Linked DNA regions of Mus musculus: all the other regions are linked to region 1. Evidence: chromatin loops called from intact Hi-C (ENCODE). Cell type or tissue: heart. All regions are shown on one strand. Links, peaks and the distances in the headings refer to the core of each region. The heading gives the core; the rest is flanking DNA.

Evidence for each region. Peaks named below come from ENCODE experiments on the same cell type or tissue, not always from the same donor. Only the 100,000 strongest peaks of a DNase experiment are listed, where the experiment ranks them.
Region 2: a loop joins it to region 1, with 2.8 times the contacts of the local background. A loop is called at or near these places in 7 of 42 quality-filtered maps.
Region 3: it touches region 1 in a loop (2.6-fold over the local background); 7 of 42 quality-filtered maps call a loop at or near these places.

Annotation. Positions count from the first base shown.
Region 1 is chr17:56,760,601-56,768,126 of GRCm38, reverse strand. Dus3l (dihydrouridine synthase 3-like (S. cerevisiae)) reads right to left here and starts at 3,376. Exons shown (of 13, transcript NM_144858.2): 1 at 3,186-3,376; 2 at 2,335-2,602; 3 at 839-1,345; 4 at 453-494; 5 at 192-344; 6 at 1-93. The coding sequence starts at 3,271. In heart, for the core only: no CTCF peak of the experiment used is centred there; DNase peaks (open chromatin) are centred at 3,116, 3,196, 4,816, 5,916 and 5 weaker places; H3K4me3 peaks cover 3,162 bases; H3K27ac peaks cover 3,431 bases.
Region 2 is chr17:56,624,382-56,629,381 of GRCm38, reverse strand. Lonp1 (lon peptidase 1, mitochondrial) reads left to right here and starts at 2,479. Exons shown (of 18, transcript NM_028782.2): 1 at 2,479-2,901. The coding sequence starts at 2,509. Catsperd (cation channel sperm associated auxiliary subunit delta) reads right to left here and starts at 1,239. Exons shown (of 22, transcript NM_175350.3): 1 at 1,132-1,239. The coding sequence starts at 1,193. In heart, for the core only: no CTCF peak of the experiment used is centred there; DNase peaks (open chromatin) are centred at 1,331 and 2,391; H3K4me3 peaks cover 2,903 bases; H3K27ac peaks cover 2,201 bases; H3K27me3 peaks cover 535 bases.
Region 3 is chr17:56,607,122-56,612,121 of GRCm38, reverse strand. It overlaps Micos13 (mitochondrial contact site and cristae organizing system subunit 13), which reads left to right and starts at 2,351. Exons shown (of 4, transcript NM_153152.4): 1 at 2,351-2,482; 2 at 3,099-3,276; 3 at 3,430-3,484; 4 at 4,281-4,670. The coding sequence starts at 2,454. The coding sequence ends at 4,378. It also overlaps a transcript of Rpl36 not described here. In heart, for the core only: a CTCF peak has its summit at 2,396; DNase peaks (open chromatin) are centred at 111, 2,291, 3,321 and 4,401; H3K4me3 peaks cover 2,726 bases; H3K27ac peaks cover 2,731 bases.

The DNA of each region.
Region 1 (7,526 bases), core at 1,097-6,096:
GCAGCCCACGTTGATGTCCACGAAGTCCACGTCAATGGTGCGGTTGAGGAGCTCGGCACATTTGGTCATGGTGTCAGGGAACGCGCCCTCCAGCTGCACCAGGCAGGCGGAATCTGCTCAGTGACTGGCAGTCCCACACACGGCCACAGCACGTCCCCAACATGGCAACCTCCTCCAGGGCAAACACTGACCTGCACCCCAAAGATGTCCTCACAGGGGTGGCGCTTGAGCAAAGCCCACTCAGACATCTGTCCCTGGAGCAGGTTCGTACACACGGCCATCTCACCGCAGGTCACATCCGCGCCAAAGCGCTTGCAAATGCGGCGAAAGGGTAGGTTTCCACACTGACCGGGACAGGGACATGGTCAGTCCTCAGAGGTCAGGAAAGCAGGCACGCTGGATGAGTAATGCCCCAGGGACCACTGGGCCGCCCACCCCCAGCCACCTCCTACCGTGGTTAAAGGAGCCAGATACAGCTTTCCGCTGATGTCTAGCTGGAAGGGAAATGAACACATCAGGCCTCCTTCCCCCACTAACACGTCCCCGTCCCCCTCCCACACTCCTCCCCACCCCCCGTCCCCCAGCGTCCTCCCTCTGCTGCTGGCCACTGTACACACCAAGTTCACTTGTCTTAAGGGGAAAGCTCGCCAATGACTGGCCTTCTGTCTGGAGAGCTCCTATTCAAGCTCTGAAACCCTGTCTCGGTGCCTGCCCTTCAGGAGCCTTCCATCGTACCCTTTTCTCCCTTAGCCCTGATCCTCTGGGGCAGTTCAGGCTCTTGCTGCTAAGACAGGACTGTGGACAATGCAGGAATCCAGTTCCCATGCCTGCACCTTACCCGCTTCTTCTCACAGGGCCGCAGCCGGATCACGTCCTCGTCTGTCAAGGGGCCACAGGTTGGCACAGGGCTGCTCTGCGGGGTGCCAGCCCCTCCTACGGTATCTAGCTGGGCATGGCAGCTATTCTGCTTTGGGGTCGCCATGGCCACAGTGGTCTCAGGGACAACAGTGGGCATGGGGCTCTGGGTGAGGCGGTTCAGGGCCTGCTCAGCTCGCTCAAAGCACACTTGGCGCTTCCGCAGCTGCTGCTGCAGGGCCCTGTCTAAGCCATTCCGCACTGAAGGGAGCTGTGCACAGCGGGCCACCACCTCTTCCTGCACCAGGTTCTGCCCCTCAGGCCCCAGGTGTGCTCCAGCAAAGCGACAGGTCATGCTGAAAGGGCACCGGCCAAAGGTTTCGAAGAGCACGCAGCGGGGGCCCAGGTCTGCCGGTTTGGTCTCCAGGTAGCGCCCCACATCGTGCAGGAAGCGGCAACGGTCTCCAAATGCACATGGGGTGGCCGGCTCCTGTGAGGGACATGAAAGGACCAGGAGAGGACTGAGTGGCCAGGGTGGGCCAAGTGCTGATTCTTCCATCTGCAAGTCCTGGGGGAGTGTCCCCAGTGTGCCTGTTTCACCTAAAGCTGGAACAGTGTCAAGCTGGAGTGACAGGTCCGAGGTCAAGAACCCCAGCTGCTCTTGCACACCATCTGGATTTGATTTCCCAGCTCACAACCACCTGAAACTCCAGCTCCAGGACATACAAGACCCTCTTTAAAAGGTAAATTAAGGGGGCTAGAGAGATGGCTCAGAGGTTAAGAGCACTGACTGTTCTTCCAGAGGTCCTGAGTTCAATTCCCAGCAACCACATGGTGGCTCACAACCATCTGTAACGGGTGCGATGCTCTCTTCTGGTGTGTCTGAGGACAGCTACAGTGGACTCATATACATAAAATAAATAAATCTTTAAAAAAAAAAAAAGGGAGGCTGGTGAGATGGCTCAGTGGGTAAGAGCACCCGACTGCTCTTTCAAAGGTCAGGAGTTCAAATCCCAGCAACCACATGGTGGCTCACAACCATCTGTAACGAGATCTGACTCCCTCTTCTGGAGTGTCTGAGGACAGCTACAGTGTACTTACATATAATAAATAAATAAATAAATAAATAAATAAATAAATAAATAAATCTTTTTAAAAAAAAAAGGTAAATTGAAATAGCTGAGCACATCTTTAATCCCAGAACTTGGGAGTGCTCTCTGAGTTCAGGACCAGCCTAGTTTACAGAGTGAGTTCCAGGTCAGCCAGGGCTACACAGAGAAACCCTGTCTCAAAAAAACCAAAAATAAATAAATTCAAGTGTGATGTGTAGATAGGCTGAGGGTCAATGACTTTGAAGGCAGCACCAGGGGCCAAGGCAAGGCACTACTAGGTCGAGTCCCTGTAGGTCAAGGGTCATATATATTTGTCACAGCACAGCATCTTCAGACTTTAAGCCAAGCCTGTAGAGCCACCCCTCACCTGGAGGAAGGACGGGCAGAGCCTGTCCTTGTCGTAGTGTGCTGGCTTCACATGGGGCCGGCTTTTGTTTTGGCCACGGGCCCTCTTGGGCACCTGCCTTTCACGGGATTCAATTGCCACCTCTGTCTTCCCATTTTCCTGCCCATCTTCCAGGCGAATTCTTTTGGCCCCTGGCTCAGCTGGGTCTCCTGTGGGCACTTCCTGGCATGCACCCTCCTGCTTGTCTCCATCCAGATATTCGTGGAACCGTTCTTTGGTTGTGCGGTACCTGCCAGAGCGGGAGAGGCTCGATGTGCACAGGGAAAGGGGCTTGGGGGCTAATGCCAAGCTCACGTGCTCCTGCTTGCAGGAAGCTTTCCCTACTTAGAACCAGCCAGTTTTCACCCAGTGCCACGGGGACACCTGTTTTACACTTGAAGGAGCCATTTGTGTCTCTGCTCTGAGAACTGAATTGCCTTAAGGGTTGCGACACACAAATATCAATATCCTTGGTAGGCTACGAAGGAACTACAAACCCCAGCATGCTTGGCAGCGAGACTCAAGCTACCACCCTTCCCAGGTCTTTCGCTGCGAGCCATTTTTTTTTCCCTCGTGGAGACTACAAGCCCCACCATGCACCTCGGGCCCTGCTTCTGGTTCCCCAAAGCTGCCTATGTGCACAGCCGGCCTCATGGCTTGTGACAACCAACACATGTTACACTCGTGTGTCAGCAGAAGGTAGGTAAAGACTTTGGCGCCTCCGGGATGCCGCTCTCCAGGATGCCGCCACACCTCCCAGCATGCACCACTCGCACCCGCCACGGACGCCGGGAAGGCCACATCAGCTTCGCTGACGGGCGCCAGCGACTCACTGAGCTTTAATGGGCGCCACCCCCCGTTCGCACGCGCCAACCCCGGAGTCACCGCCACCACCGCTCTCCGCTGCCGTCTCCGCCATCGATGCCCCTCACACCAGCTCTGGAGTGTGGCAGGAAAGTCTTCCGGGTCGCTCGTGTCCTCTGGAGCCTACAGAAAGAAATGCGCACGCTCAGACTACAGCAATGCTGCTAAGGCGCGCGTGCGCACGACCGTGGGGGCGGGGGGGGGGGGGGCCAAGGCTGCGCAGGAAACGGAAGTGCTCAAGGGTCCCGGAGGGGTTCTTGTCGGTCATCCGTGGGTCACTCTTGATCCGTGGAAGTGAATCTGGGGGTGTGGGTGTGGGTGCAGCTCACACTCACCTACTCTGCTTCTGTCCCTTTTACAAACGAGTCTGTTATTTTATAATAAAAAACCGCAGCCCGAGCGGTGTTGCGCACGCCTTTAATCCCAGCACTGGGGAGATCGAGTCAGGTGAATCATGAGTTCGAGGCCAGCCTGGTCTATAGAGTGAGGTCCAGAACAGCCTGAGCTACTCAGAGAAACCGTGTCTCAGAAGACAAACAAAAAATACCAACAGCTTTGAAGGATCAAATGACTTCACGGGGACACGCTGTCCTTTGACAGTGCCCTTCGTGAGCCACTGTGGCCCATAAACGCGTGGCAATTTGAATTATTTTTATTGTACTGCCTTTTCTTTTCTTTTTTCTTTTTTTTTTTTTTTTTGAGACAGCGTCTCACTATGTAGCCCAGGCAAGCCTCAAACTCAGAAATCCTCCTGCCTCTGCCTCCCAAGTGCTGGGATTAAAGGTGTGTGCCAGCGTTACTTTGAAAGTGACATTTACTCATCTATTGTGTGTGTGTGGGTCTCCTGTGTGTCACCCTTATGTGGAGGTCATATGACAATGGGGGGCGGGGGTCCCTGCATCCCCATGTCGGTCCCGGGATTGAACTCAGCCCCTTGAGCCTGACATCAGGCACTTCTCCGATCCTGCAATTACTATTTTAATAAAAATGTGCTTAAACATGTAAGAACAGCACTTGGGTGGATCGGGAGGTAGTGTTTTGTTTTTGTTTTGGTTTTTTTTTTTTTGGGGGGGGGGGAGGGGGTCGAGACAGGGTTTCTCTGTATAGCCCTGGCAGTCCTGGTGTTTGAGGCCAGCCTGAGCTACATGTCTCAACCAAAGCCAAGTCAAACCAATCAGTATTTAAATTTATTTAATTCATGGAGATGGGGGTCTCACCCTGTAGCCCAGGCTGTCCCGCAACGCACGAACTAGACTCTGCTGGTTGTATAACATAAGGGGAAACAGGCCCAGAGAGGTAAAGCGATTAATTAGCCTTAGACCACAATAGCACCCTGTTTGCGCCATTGCTCTCTACCGTCCCTACTGGGCAAGATGGGAATAACAATGCATTTTAAGGCTGAGGCTCCTTTGTAGCGTCTACAATTGGGTTGTGATAAGGACACGCTCTTGGAAGAAACAGGGCTGCAAAGGGCAACGACAGAAACAAGATCCCTTCCTCAAAGCAACTCCGTCCTCTTCTGTGCAAGGCAACCCAGGCTGGCTTCCCGCAGGAGGCGTGACAGCCTGGCAGTTGATAACTGTGAAACCGTACAGACCGTTAACCATGAGGTGCAGCATTCATGGTGATGTGAATACAATGGTGCTGGATCCTTACGGGGAGCTCAGCAGCTAGTGAGGGTTTACTGTCCGCCAGGCCCGGTTCCAACCCTGAGCACAGACTAGCATCTGGGCCTCCATTTCTCCTCCTACCCCACCCCTAGTCCTTCCGCGTCCAAGGATGACCTACTCCGTACCCTTTTGAGAACCAGCCTTCCGTCCTAGTCTCCTCCAGGTACACCATTCCACCTAACACGGAAAATAGAGCCCCCCCCCTTTCCTCCTCGGCCAGTTTCCACACCCGAGTCCCCTGGCAACGTGCCTCCGGGAGAGTCTGTGGCTCCCTGAACTGAGGGATCCAGATAGCCCCCTGGAACTACAGCTCCAGCCTGATCTCAGCTGACACCAGGAAGTGAGGGAGGCAGGTGGCTGTGGCCCTGCTAGCACTGGAGACCTGGGCACCAAGTGGGGGCAGGGAAGACCGAAGGGCCCCACTGCTGCCTCCTCCCCTATTCCTCTCTGTGTGTCTCTTCTATTCTTCCTCAACGGTTTTATTTTATTTTTATTTTTTTAAGATAAGGTCTCAGGTAGCACAGACTAGTCTCCAACTCACTATTGCCAGAAATGACCTTGAATCCCTGATTCTCCTTCCTCCACCTCTCAAAGTGTGTCTGCCACCATACTTGACATTCTCTTTCCTGTCTCTCATTTTTGTCCTTTTGTGACAAAGACTCGCTTTCCATTCCAAGGCAACCCCAAACTCACGGCAATGCCCCTGCCTCATCTTCCCAAATGGCCTGGCTTTACAGGCTAGGCTCCCTCCTTTTCTGTCTCCAGTTCTGTGTTCACCTGGGTACCCCCACCCCCACCTCTGGGCCGCCCCTCCCCCCCCTCCTTAGGTCTAGCAGGTGCAGTCCTGGGCTGGGTGCCCACGCCTGGCCTCCCGGATTTGTGTGGCAGATTCCTTTATCTATGCCTGCAGCTGGGTCCTTATCTCGGGGCTGCAGGTCGGGAGCAGGGGGATTAGAGCAGCCAGGGCCAAGCGGGTTGCGGAGAGCTCAGCGTTACAGCAGCTGGCGGCGCCGCAAGAGTGCGCGTGCGCAACACAGCCTGCGAGCAAGCCTGCCCCGCAGCCCCGCCCACTGAGCTAGGTCCCGCCCATCCCCGGCCCCCCAGCTCCTTCCGCAGGAGCCGCTGCCCAGGTGGCCCGCCTGATGCGTTTCCCACCTTCCTGACCTCGGAGGCGGCAGGGACCCGGCCTCCACCTCTGACCCCGTGCTGTCGATGGCTCCCAGAGGAACAGCTCCGGTCCTGTTTTTACCATCCCAGCCTAGATCTGCAGCTTCGCTCCTTCCTGCCGCCCACGGGCTGCTAGGGTCCCTTCTTGGCCTCGGTTTGCCCGTGACACCCCACCCCCACTAGAGTGTGTCAAGTGATGCAGGAGGCCCCTCTGCGTCTCCCAAACTAAGCGTGACAGTCACCCCAAAGTCCCAGAACCCAATATTGGAAACCCTGGAGGCAGGAGCATGGGGATTTCCAGGCCAGCCTGGGCTACAGAGCACAAAGCCTTTGCTGGTCTCAAAGGGTGGAGCCCTCACTGGAAGCGCTGAAGCCCTGGTTCCATCCCCAGCACCTCAGAACCAGCACAGGGAACATGCCCCGAGAATCAGGAGTTCAAGGTCATCCTTGACTGCATAGCAACTAGCCCCCAAACCCAACCCGTGCTAAAAGGGAGCTCTGAGGATAATCCTGTTCTACAGGGGGTGCCCAAGGCTGGGCCTGGAACCACCATTTTACAGATGGCCAAACTGAGGCTAAGCAATCTCTTTGATCTCAACACACAATGCTGCATGGTGCATGGGAAGTTAACAATCATATGAGATGGCCAAGGGGGATGGAGGACACACTGAGTTCCCAGCCACCTCCAACCCCCCTGGGCTGGTCACTAGGAGTTCCCTCGGCAGTGGTGGTGGCGGTGGGGGGTCCATCCTTCAAACAGCTGAACCTGGGCCAGTTCCTAAAGCTAAGATGGAAACTTCCTCACCAGCCAAGTTCATGTTTTGGCCAGAGGCCGCCAGCCTCCCAGAACCTTGGCCTGGGTCTCCACCCAAAGACAGAGTGCTTCCCCTTGGGACTGATGGCCTCCAGGAAGGCCAGGCTGGCTCTGGAAAGGGGGTGGAGGGGGGGTGGACAGGACCCTGACATTCTGCAAAGTCCCCAATGTTGTGATCATAAAAAGATAAAGAAATATAAGGAGACATGTTCTATGGGGGTGTGGTGAGGTGTGGGGCAAGGGGGTGCCCCACCAGCCCATGCCAAGGCATCCCTTCCCCCTGAGAGACCAGCCACATGAGGGTATAGTATAGAATAGAGTTTATTCAGGGCATGGGGAGGAGAGTTAAGAGGCAGAGAAAGACAGAGAGAAGGAGAGAGTAGAGAAGTGGAGACTGGCTATGGCCACGTGGAGAGAGGGGAGAAGGGAATGGGGAGAGAGGGGGTAAGCGGGAAGCAAGATTAAGAGAGACAAGAGAGTAAGAGAGGGAAGAGTGGCCAAGCAGCCCCTTTTCTAGTGGACCGGCCTAACCTGGCTGTTGCCAACTGTGGGGAGGAGCATACCTGGCTGCTGCCAGGTAACTGTGAGGGTGGAGTCTGGACAGAATACCAACACCCAAGACACAGACTCTTGCTGTGTGACCTGGAGCCTGCTGCATG
Region 2 (5,000 bases), core at 1-5,000, 140 kb after region 1:
AAGTGGGAGACTTTTCCTTTCTCAGCAGGGCTTCCCTGTCTCTTCCTGTCTTTGTTTGGACAGTGTCCTTAAACACAGGTGGCTGGCCTCTGAAAAGTGACCAGCTGCAGAACTCAGCACACACAGCCTGTTCTGGCTTCCCACCCACATGACCCATTGGCCCTTTCCACCTGTACCCCTCAAAAAAGCCCTTAAAGCCGGGCGTGGCACACGCCTTTAATCCCAGCACTCGGGAGGCAGAGGCAGGCGGATTTCTGAGTTCGAGGCTAGCCTGGTCTACAAAGTGAGTTCCAGGACAGCCAGGGCTATAAAGAGAAACCCTGTCTTGAAAAAACCAAAACCAACCAACCAACCAACCAACCAACCAAAAAAACCCCCAAAACCAAACCAAAAAGCCCTTAAATACGCTCTCATCCCTGGAAGAATACAGCAGACATCCCACTGCAGTAGTCTCCAGAGATCATTTTGTCCATATTCATGGCTGTCTGAACCCTCCTCTCCACCTCTGCCCCTTTTGTCCCCTCAGGCTGGTGACCTCCGGGGAGAAAAGTGGGAAGGAGGAGGGCATACAGAGACATACTTGCATGTTAGCGATCAGAGACACTGCTCACCATGGCACTAAGCACAGCATACTTCCCAACATGCACTCAGCCTCAACAGCCCATGGCACTGCTGCTGAGCCAGGTAGGGATGGATGGTGGGACAGATTGCAGACTGCACAAGGAACTTAGGTTTGACGCATGTCCAAAGCCCTGGCTCCACACCCAGAAATGGATTTTAGTGATTTGCTTGGGAGAGATATGCCAAATTTGATTTCTACAATTGGGCTGGAGGGTATGCCTGGGCTCCAACAAGAACCAGCCCCATTCCTCCTGTCATAAACCTCCCAGCAGGGCTGGAGAGATGGCTCAGTGGTTAAGAGCACTGACTGCTCTTCCAGTGGTCCTGAGTTCAATTCCCAGCAACCACATGGTGGCTCACAACCATCTGTAATGGGATTTAATGGCCTCTTCTGGTGCGTCTGAAGACAGCTACAGTGTATTCATATAAATAAAAAAAATAAAATTGAAATATCATTTAAAAAAAAAAAAAACCTCCCAGCAGCAATCCAACCCAGTTAGGCAGTTGTACCGGCACAGTGTGTGAGCCCTGACCATGGTGGCCACTGCTGCTGCTAGCATCAACACCAGCATCTTGCCTGGTTCTCCACAGCTAACACTGCTCTTCAACCGCCAAGCTTGAGAAAGTGTCTGAGCATGCGTGAGGTTAGGCCGCTTCTCTCCTACCCGCCTCTTGTCTGGGCACGCGCACCAGGTAAGAAGGCCACTAGCAGGACCTTTTGGACGTGTCGGACAAAAGCCCGGTTAGGTCTACGCAGAGGAAACTGGAAGGAGTGGGCATGCGCAATATGGAAGCAGAGCTCGCACATTTCAAACCTGAAAATTACACCCAGGTTCCCAGATCCATAAGTCAAAATCCAAAGCATGCCCAAACTTCAAGGAGGTCACCACAGCACTAGCATGAGCACACGTGGGTGTGGAAGCAGAGCTTTGGGCATGCATCAATCCACTCCCTGCTTTGTGGAGCCGGAGCATGCACACGGGTCTCTTGGGACGTGTCCTGGAAGCTTCAGTGTTTTGGTAAGTGCCTCACGGACCACTGACAACAAAGGCAACGCTGAGCAGGCGCACCTGCGCACGGCCTTTAGCATGCATACTATACGAGAGGCAAAAGCCCTCCAAGCACGCCTCCTCCAGTGTGGAGTGAAGATGCCACCAACTGCGTAGGGAGATGTAGTAAAACCTGTTGTTGTGTATCAACAAAGAACGCTGAAAAGACTAAAGTTAAAGGAGGGGTGCGCTGTACTTTTCTTCCGATGCCTTCAGAACACAGAATTTACCCTGTAAAACCTTTTTGATGGCAGTAGAAAAACAGAACGCAGTACTAAGGTACAGCTTGGACAGGACAAACCAGTAGTTGTAGGAACTGGGAGGGGCCACGCTTCTTCCAGGCCCCCTTCCTAGAGCGATGCCCCCCGCCCCCTCCGCACAAGCTCCAGTCTGGAGTCACCGCTCTGGCCACGCCCCTATGTCAAGCCCCGACCTTTGAGCCCGCCTTCGGCCATATCCCTGATTCCAGTTCCTCCAATCCCTGCCTGGTGGAGCGCCCCCCATTCGGACCACACACCAGTCCTGCTTTCTCCGTCATGTTTCCTCAAGCTTACTACACCTCTCACTTTTTCATCCAGATCCTCAAAGTCCTCTCTAGAACATCCTTCATCGGGCCACGCCCCCTTGCCGTCCAACTCCAAGCCCCGCTCTGAGCCTTGAACCACGCCCCTACTCCGCCCTCCCATCCCCAAACCCAGTCTCCCTCTGACCACGCCCACTCACTCACCTTATTCAAGCTCCGCCTCTCCAGCCCGAAGCACGCGAGCGTCATCACGTGCGCAAACGGGGGGCGAGCAGAGATGACGTAAGTGCGGTGCGCCGTCAGTATGGCTGTTCCATGGCGGCGAGCACAGGCTACGTGCGGCTCTGGGCCGCTGCGCGGTGCTGGGTTCTGCGGCGGCCGCTGCTGGCTGTCACCGGAGGCCGGGTCCCGAGCGCGTCCGGGTCGTGGCTGCGCCGAGGATGTCGGGCCTGCGACATGTCAGCTCCCTGGGGCGGCCGCGTTCTTCCCGGCGGGGTCCAGTGGCGGGGGCTGTGGGACTCGGGCAACCGCGGTGGCAGCGACGAGACCTCCGAGGGCGGTGCGGAGGACGGGGCCACGGCGAGCACCGGGGAAGGCCCGGTCGTCACAGCGCTCGCGCCCATGACCGTCCCGGATGTGTTTCCTCACCTGCCGCTCATCGCCATCACCCGCAACCCTGTGTTCCCGCGCTTTATCAAGATCGTGGAGGTAACCAGAGCCCCCGCTCCCCTGCTCTGCTAGCGGGACCGAGTGGTCTCTCAGCTCCCTCGCGTCTAAGAAACTTTTGGAACCGCACTCCTGCTTGTCATCGCACCACTCTGAGGCAAGAGGATACCACAGTCCTTGGTGGCTCACTTGGACACAAATTCTTCCCTTTTTCTGGTCCTTCAGGACCCGAGATAGTGAGTGTAGAAATCCCAGGCCGACTAGCAACAGAGTATAGTTATTTCGCTTCCATCCTGGTGAAAGTTTTGTAACGCCTTCTCAGCCTTGTTCAATGGTGTAGAGTTTATTCATTGAGACAGCCTTATGTATCTTTTGTCTTGAGACATTCTCCTTTTTCACACCCTTAATTACCCGCGTAATGTATCGGGCATAGTTGTGGGGATACAAAGTTACAGGCTTTAGGTATTACATTGTAGGAGTAGGAGAAAGGCCGGAATTACTGGAGTCTGAGTGGTTTACCAAAAAAAAAAAAGGGACAGGATTTTTTTTTTTTCCCTGACACTGTCCCTGACATCTTCCTGGTATTTACCCCTAAAAAGAAAGAAACTTCAAACAGCCTTTTAACTAAGGGAGGAAAATTCCACTGCAGGAAGCTGATCCCATCTGATCCTTTCAAATTAGCTGGCCATGAAGAGGGAGGGAGAACAGGATGATGAAATCAACAGAAAGCAGAGACTTTTAAAGGGGAATTTTCAATCTGCCATCTATTCCCCTATGTCTTGAGTTCACAGAGAGCAGTGGTTATCAGTTAACCTACTAGCAAGGTCATACAGTGAGTCACAGCCACATCACCCGCAGGCCCCCTCCATTCTCTTTGCCCTGCCAACCCTTGAAGGGAAGTGTATCAGCACAGATGTGGGGAGGGTTAAAGCGAGCTCCTCCACCTACCTCCACTCCCATGCTTCCAAGGCCCATCTCACGTTGTCTGTCTGGTAGAAGGACACACACATTTGCCAGATAACTTCTGTAGGGTAACACGGCATCATCACCTATCTACAAGTTGCTCCCCAGGGCCTTAGTTTTCCTCACCTGGGAAATGGACATAATAGCAGTTCCTGTCTTGGAATCAGAGAACTCTTGTGGAACTCACACAAACTGTATGTAAAGGCTATTTTGGTTTTGGTTGAGGCAGGATCTCATGTAGCTCAGGCTGCCCTTCTAGTTGCTGTGTAGTTGAAGTTGGCTTTAGCTCCAGATCTTCCATCTCTTTAGCTTTTGGGTAAGAAGTGCCTCATCTGGTCCTGAGTGACTGAGTTATAAGTCTCTGCTGTTTGCTGCTTGGAGGGGGTTTCCTCATACCGTGATGCTCATAGGACTTGTTATGCCTGGCAGGCTCTAGTAGTGTAGAACTGCTCTGGAGGCCCATTCTGTATCCTCTTTATTCTCAGGGCTTCTCAGACCAGGGCTGCCCACACCTGGTTCCTTAACCCTACTGTGGAGACAAATGTGTGCTGGGGCAAGAACAAAGAGATGCTTCTTCCAAGTGAACCCAATGTGCCATTGGGAGCTAGCTGTCAAGGGTGTGGTGTTGAGACAGTGGTGTGTGCTTTCCTGTTGGTATCACCTCATAAAATGACCAGAGTCAGGGAGAAAAAGATGCTGAGACCCATCACAGAACACTTACCTGGGAGCTAGTGAATAGTTGTTTTTTTATTTTTTTTTTGTTTTTTGGTGCAAAACTCAGCTTTTGGTCTACAGCCATCAGACTCATGTGCTGTCTTTGGCTCTGCAGGCTGGTTAGGGTTCTGTGTAGACTGTTTGCTTATCATGCACGAGGCTCACACAGACCGGATGTAGAGTCAAACACCTGTCATCCGAATGCTCAGAGGGTAGAAGGAGGAATCTTCCGATCAGGAATTCAGGGTTATCCAAGGCCAGCATGAGTTGCTGTGAGGAGACACTATGACCAAGGCAACTTTTAAAATAAAAGTTTTTACTTGGGGCTTGTTTATAGTTTAAGAACATCAAAGTGGGGAGTGCAGTGGCAGGCAGACATGGCACTGGAGTAGTTGCTGAGAGCTTGCATCTGATCCACAGCTTGAAGGCAGAGAGAAACCTCAAAGCCCACCCCAGTGGTATAC
Region 3 (5,000 bases), core at 1-5,000, 150 kb after region 1:
AAGAAGGTAGGAATAGGTCCTAGAACACAGGAGGGAGAGGAAACTTGAGCAGGAGCCGGGGCGAGGCAAAGCTGGGCAGGGGCGGAGCTTAAGACAGAAAGAGGGAATGGAGGAGAGGGGGCGGAGCCAATCTGGGCAGGGGCGGGGTCTTTTACGCAAGAGGGAGGGGAAATGAGCAGGACCTGCTGTCCAAACCAAGGTGGGGGTGGGGTGGGGTGGTAGAACACAGCAGGGGCTGGACTTGAATGCAGGAGGGAGGCTAAACTTGAGTGGGAGCTGAGGGCAGAGACCAAGAAGGGCAAGGGCGGGGCCTAGTATCCAAGAGGCAAGCCTCTGGCCCATGGGGAGTAGGTATTTCTTGATGCCCAGGGCGCCATCCTCCAATGTCCCCCTATATTTGCAGGTACACAGAGTATTTTGCTGTATCTCTATCACTGCAGTTTCTGTTAACAAGCACACACTGAAAGGTATATTCCTGTTGACATTTAGCCAGGGAAGAAACAGCCTCAGGTCTGGAACAAGTTATAAGGAAGTTGGATGAAGAAAGTGCTCTCAAGTTCTCCCATTCTTCCCTCCCACTCACACTCACTTCCTACCCCCATCCCAGCCCTGCACCCACACACAGGGAGGCTCGCCTTCCGTGTGTGAGCCTTAGTGGGACATAATGAAGATGTCCTGCTGCCAACATCCTTCCTTCTTCCTCAGACCACTCACTCTGGTCATTCTGGGAGTGGGGGGAAAACAAAGCCCTGGGCCCCTTAAAGGGTCCTCCAGGAGCCAGTCCAAACTGCCCAGTCTGCTCAGCTTTGTCCCAGGTCCTGGGCCTGTGCACTGGCTGAGTTCTTGCTTGGACGCTCTTCCCTAAAACTTACTTCTTTCAAATCTTAGGTCCAAAGATACACTGTCTAAGCGCTACTGGCAATGCCACATGCTACCTTGCCATGTTCTAGGCTCCTCTCACCCATTCTTAGTCATGAGGGTTGGTTTATTTTAGTTCTGGGTGAAAAGGAGAAAATGTCACCATAGACACTGGACATGTCTGTAAAAGCAGGAATGAGGAGGCCCAGGCAGGAGAATTCAGCTTTGGTCCATATGAGTTCCAGACCAATCACGTACAAAGAATAAGACCCCGTCTAAAAAAGAAAAAAACCCACAAAGCTGGGTGATGGTGGAACACACTTTAATACCAACACTTAAGAGGCAGATGCAGGCAGAGCTGTGAGTTCGAGGCCAGCCTGGGCCACAAAGTGAGTTCCAGGACAGCCAGGACTGTTAGACAAACCTTGCCTCAAAACAAGCAAGCAAACAATAACCAACCAAAGGCAAACCAAACCAAACCCAACACAAAAATAAGTAATAAAGAAATAAAGTTGTGTGTGGGGGGGGTCTTGTGTATGGTTGAATCGGAATGACCCCTACAGTTTCATGTATTTGAATGCTTGGTCCCCATTTGGTAGAACTGTTTGGCAAGGATTAGGAGATAAGTTTTCTTGGGGCAGGGGTGACAGTGGTGTGGACTTTAAGGTTTCAAAAGCCCACACAATACCCTGTAGTCTCTTTCAGCTTATGAGCCACAATGTAAGCTCTCAGCTGCTGCTCCAGCGCCATCCCGGTTTGCCTGCTGTCATGCTCCGCGTTACGATGGTCATGGTCCTCTGAAACTGGAAGCAGAAAACTTTTCCTTCTATTGAGTTGCCTTGGCCATGGTGCTTTGTCAGGACAACTGAGAAGTAATTAGGACAATAGGTCTCCATAGACAATTACAAGGCATCCATGCATCCATGGTGCACATCTGCTCAAGCTCACCTTGCAACCGAACAGGGATCTACATGATGTCCACTTGGCCGCTAACCCCTCCTGCGGCACTTCGCACCCCAGTGTGGCTCCTTGTACTCCGGACCACCCACCGCCAACCCGTTCTCACATGACCCCAAGACTTCTACCCGGCAGGGATCCTCCAGCGCCTTGGCCTTGGCAAGTCAACAACCTTGGCAAGCGTCCATCTCACAGGCCATCTGTAGCCTCTCCAAGCTTCCTAGGTTAGAGCCACACCCCTAACCGCTCACGTGAACCAAAGGCCTGCTTCTCTGGAACAATCCAGCCCTCGCGTTGCCGTGGTAACCATCACTTAGGCTTGCTTCACCTGGGGGACACTCAATTCTCCGCGCGGGCGCGGGGAATCCGACCAGTGTCTTCCGAGGGCTCGTCTCTGTCGTGCCTCCAGACTACATTTCCCAGGAGCCTTCGCGGCCTAGCCCTTCTTTGGTCTTCCGCCTAACTAATACATTTCCCAGAAAGAATTGCGGCAGCCACGGACCTCGACCTACAAGAGTCTAACTCCATTGCGGCTGACAGCGACCACTACATTTCCCAGGAGTCTCAGCAGCGACACCAACCGGAAGCGGCGGGCGAATTACTTGTCCTTGCGCGGCGAGTGAAGCGAGAGACTAACCATGGTGGCTCGAGTGTGGTCGCTAATGAGGTGCGTGGACAATCGTGGAGGCCCTGAGAAAGTTCGGGGCTGTAGGCATCTCTGCCTCGTGGCTTAGGGTCCTGCGACGGCTCACTTCCGGTTGTTACGGACCTTTCTCACGGTCTGTGTAGGGAAACTGGCTTCAGCCAGCCCTTATCACCCTACTGCTTCAATTTACTCTTAGGTGCAATTCAGATGCGTAGGCAATCCTGCCCATCTCCCTCCGTAGCTGACTTGAGTAACTTGCGGGGAAGCTCCGCCAGACACCCTGGAAGGTTTTGTACCAGGGATCTTGAGTGTCCATTATCCTTTGCAGGGTTTCGAATGACCCACCCTGTCTCTCTTTAAGACTCCGTTTACTGCTAAAAGTCGTGTCACAAAGGCAAATGAAATGATCAACTGGCCGGGAGTGGTGGCACACGCCTTTAATCCCAGCACTTAGGAGGCAGAGGCAGTCGGATTTCTGAGTTCGAGGCCAGCCAGGTCTACAGAGTGAGTTCCAGGACAGCCAGGGCTACACAGAAACCCTGTCTCGAAAAACAAAACAACAACAACAAAAAATGATCAACTGTCTGATCTCTGAGATCCTGCCCCCCACAGCGTCTCCCTTCATGTATTCCTGAAGGTTCCTCATTAAGGGAAGTGTGGCTGGAGGAGCAGTCTACCTTGTTTATGACCAGGAGCTGCTGGGGCCTAGTGACAAGAGTGAGGCTGCCCTGCGGAAGGCCGAGGAGGTTGTGCCACCAGCAATGTACCAGTTCAGCCAATATGTGTGCCAGCAGACAGGTCTGGAGATGCCACAGGTACCTTGGCTGGGAGTGGGTGGCCTACAGGTTGCTTCTGGGTGTCCTTGGGGCCTCCTCCACCCCTGCTTGGTGGAGTTTTGTGTTTCTGGGTTTGGGAGACAAGGCTGTGACCTGTTTCCCGTGTCAGCCCGTGTTCCTCTTTCTTCCCAGCTCCCAACCCCTCCAAAGATTAAATTTCCAAACTTCCGTGATTCCTGGAACTCAGGTAGGCCCCTATGCCCCTGCTTGGGGGGATGCCTGGGCACCCCAGCCTCTCTCCCAGCCCTGTTTACCTCATTGACCCTTTCTACTCCTCCATGTTTTCCTGTTTGTGTGCCTGTATATCACCTATGGAACTAAGTAGAAAGGACTGGGTATGGTGGCCCATGATTGTGACTTTAGTATTTGGGAGGCCGAGGCAGGAAAATTGTAGTTTCAAGGCCAGCTTGATCTATAGCCAGGACTACACAGGGACATCCTTTCTCAAAAATAGGAAAAACAAAATACTTAAAAAAACCCTAAGGGGTTGGGGTTGTAGATCAGTGGTAAAGATCTTTCCTAGCATGCATAAAGCTCTGGGTCCTGTCGTCAGCACCCCATAAATCAGGCATGGTGTTTGTAGGTCTGTCATCTCAGCACTCAGTGCAGGCAAGAGAATGAAGGATTTCAGGGTCATCTTTGACTACATAGGGAATTCCAGGCCATATGGGATATATGAGACCTTGTCTCCACAAAGAAAAGCTGGATATTGTTATACACACCTATAATCTCAGCACTGGGAAGAGCTGAGGCAGAAGGACTGAGAGTTTGAGGATAACCTTGGAATATATTAGTGAGATGAAACCTTTTAAAACAGAGCATAGGGAAGGGGTTGTGGTTTAGATCCACACTGGAACTTGTCCATCAGGAAAGGCTAGTCCCATTCCTCCTCCATGTACTGCTCTTGCACTCCCCAGGGGTTGGCTGGCTGAGTGGCTCTGGCAAGGTGGGGACCTTATGGCACCTGTGTGCTGTCTCTGCAGGCATCATCTCAGTCATGTCAGCCTTGTCGGTGGCCCCCTCCAAGGCCCGAGAATACTCCAAGGAGGGCTGGGAGTACCTCAAGGAACACAGCAAGTAATGGATGCCACCTGCCCCAGCATTATGGGGGTCAAGACCAGGATGGCAGAGACATCCCAGTGGGGACCTCACTCTGAGGGCAGCTTCCAGCATTGCTGGCCCAATAAAGGACTTGGGAATGGTCCCCAGCCGGTTTTCTGGTGGGGGGGGGATGTAGAGCCTTTGCTTTATGGGCAGAGTCCTGGCTAACAGGGATCTCTATGTTCCAGATGTAATGTTTGGAGCCCAGAAAGATTTTAGTTTTAGTTTTTTGTTTTAACTTTTAAAAATTTTGTGTGATAAAAACCATGACCAGAAGTAGCTTGGATAGGAAAGGGTTTATTTCAGCTTGTTACTCTCAGGTCATTCTCCATCACTAAGGGAAGTTAGGGCAGGAATCTGGAGGCAGGACTGAAGTAGAGGCCATGGAAAATTAGTTTATAGGCTTGTTCTCCATGGTTTGCTCAGCCTGCTTTCTAATAACACCCAGGACCACCTACCCATAGTCATCAATCAAGAAAGTGTCCCACAGTCCAATCTGACGGAGGCATTTTCTTAACTTAGTGCTTGTGTGGGTGTGCTTGTATATACACACTGGCACTGTCTGTTGTGAGCTCTCCATCATGGGTGCTAGGATCTGAACT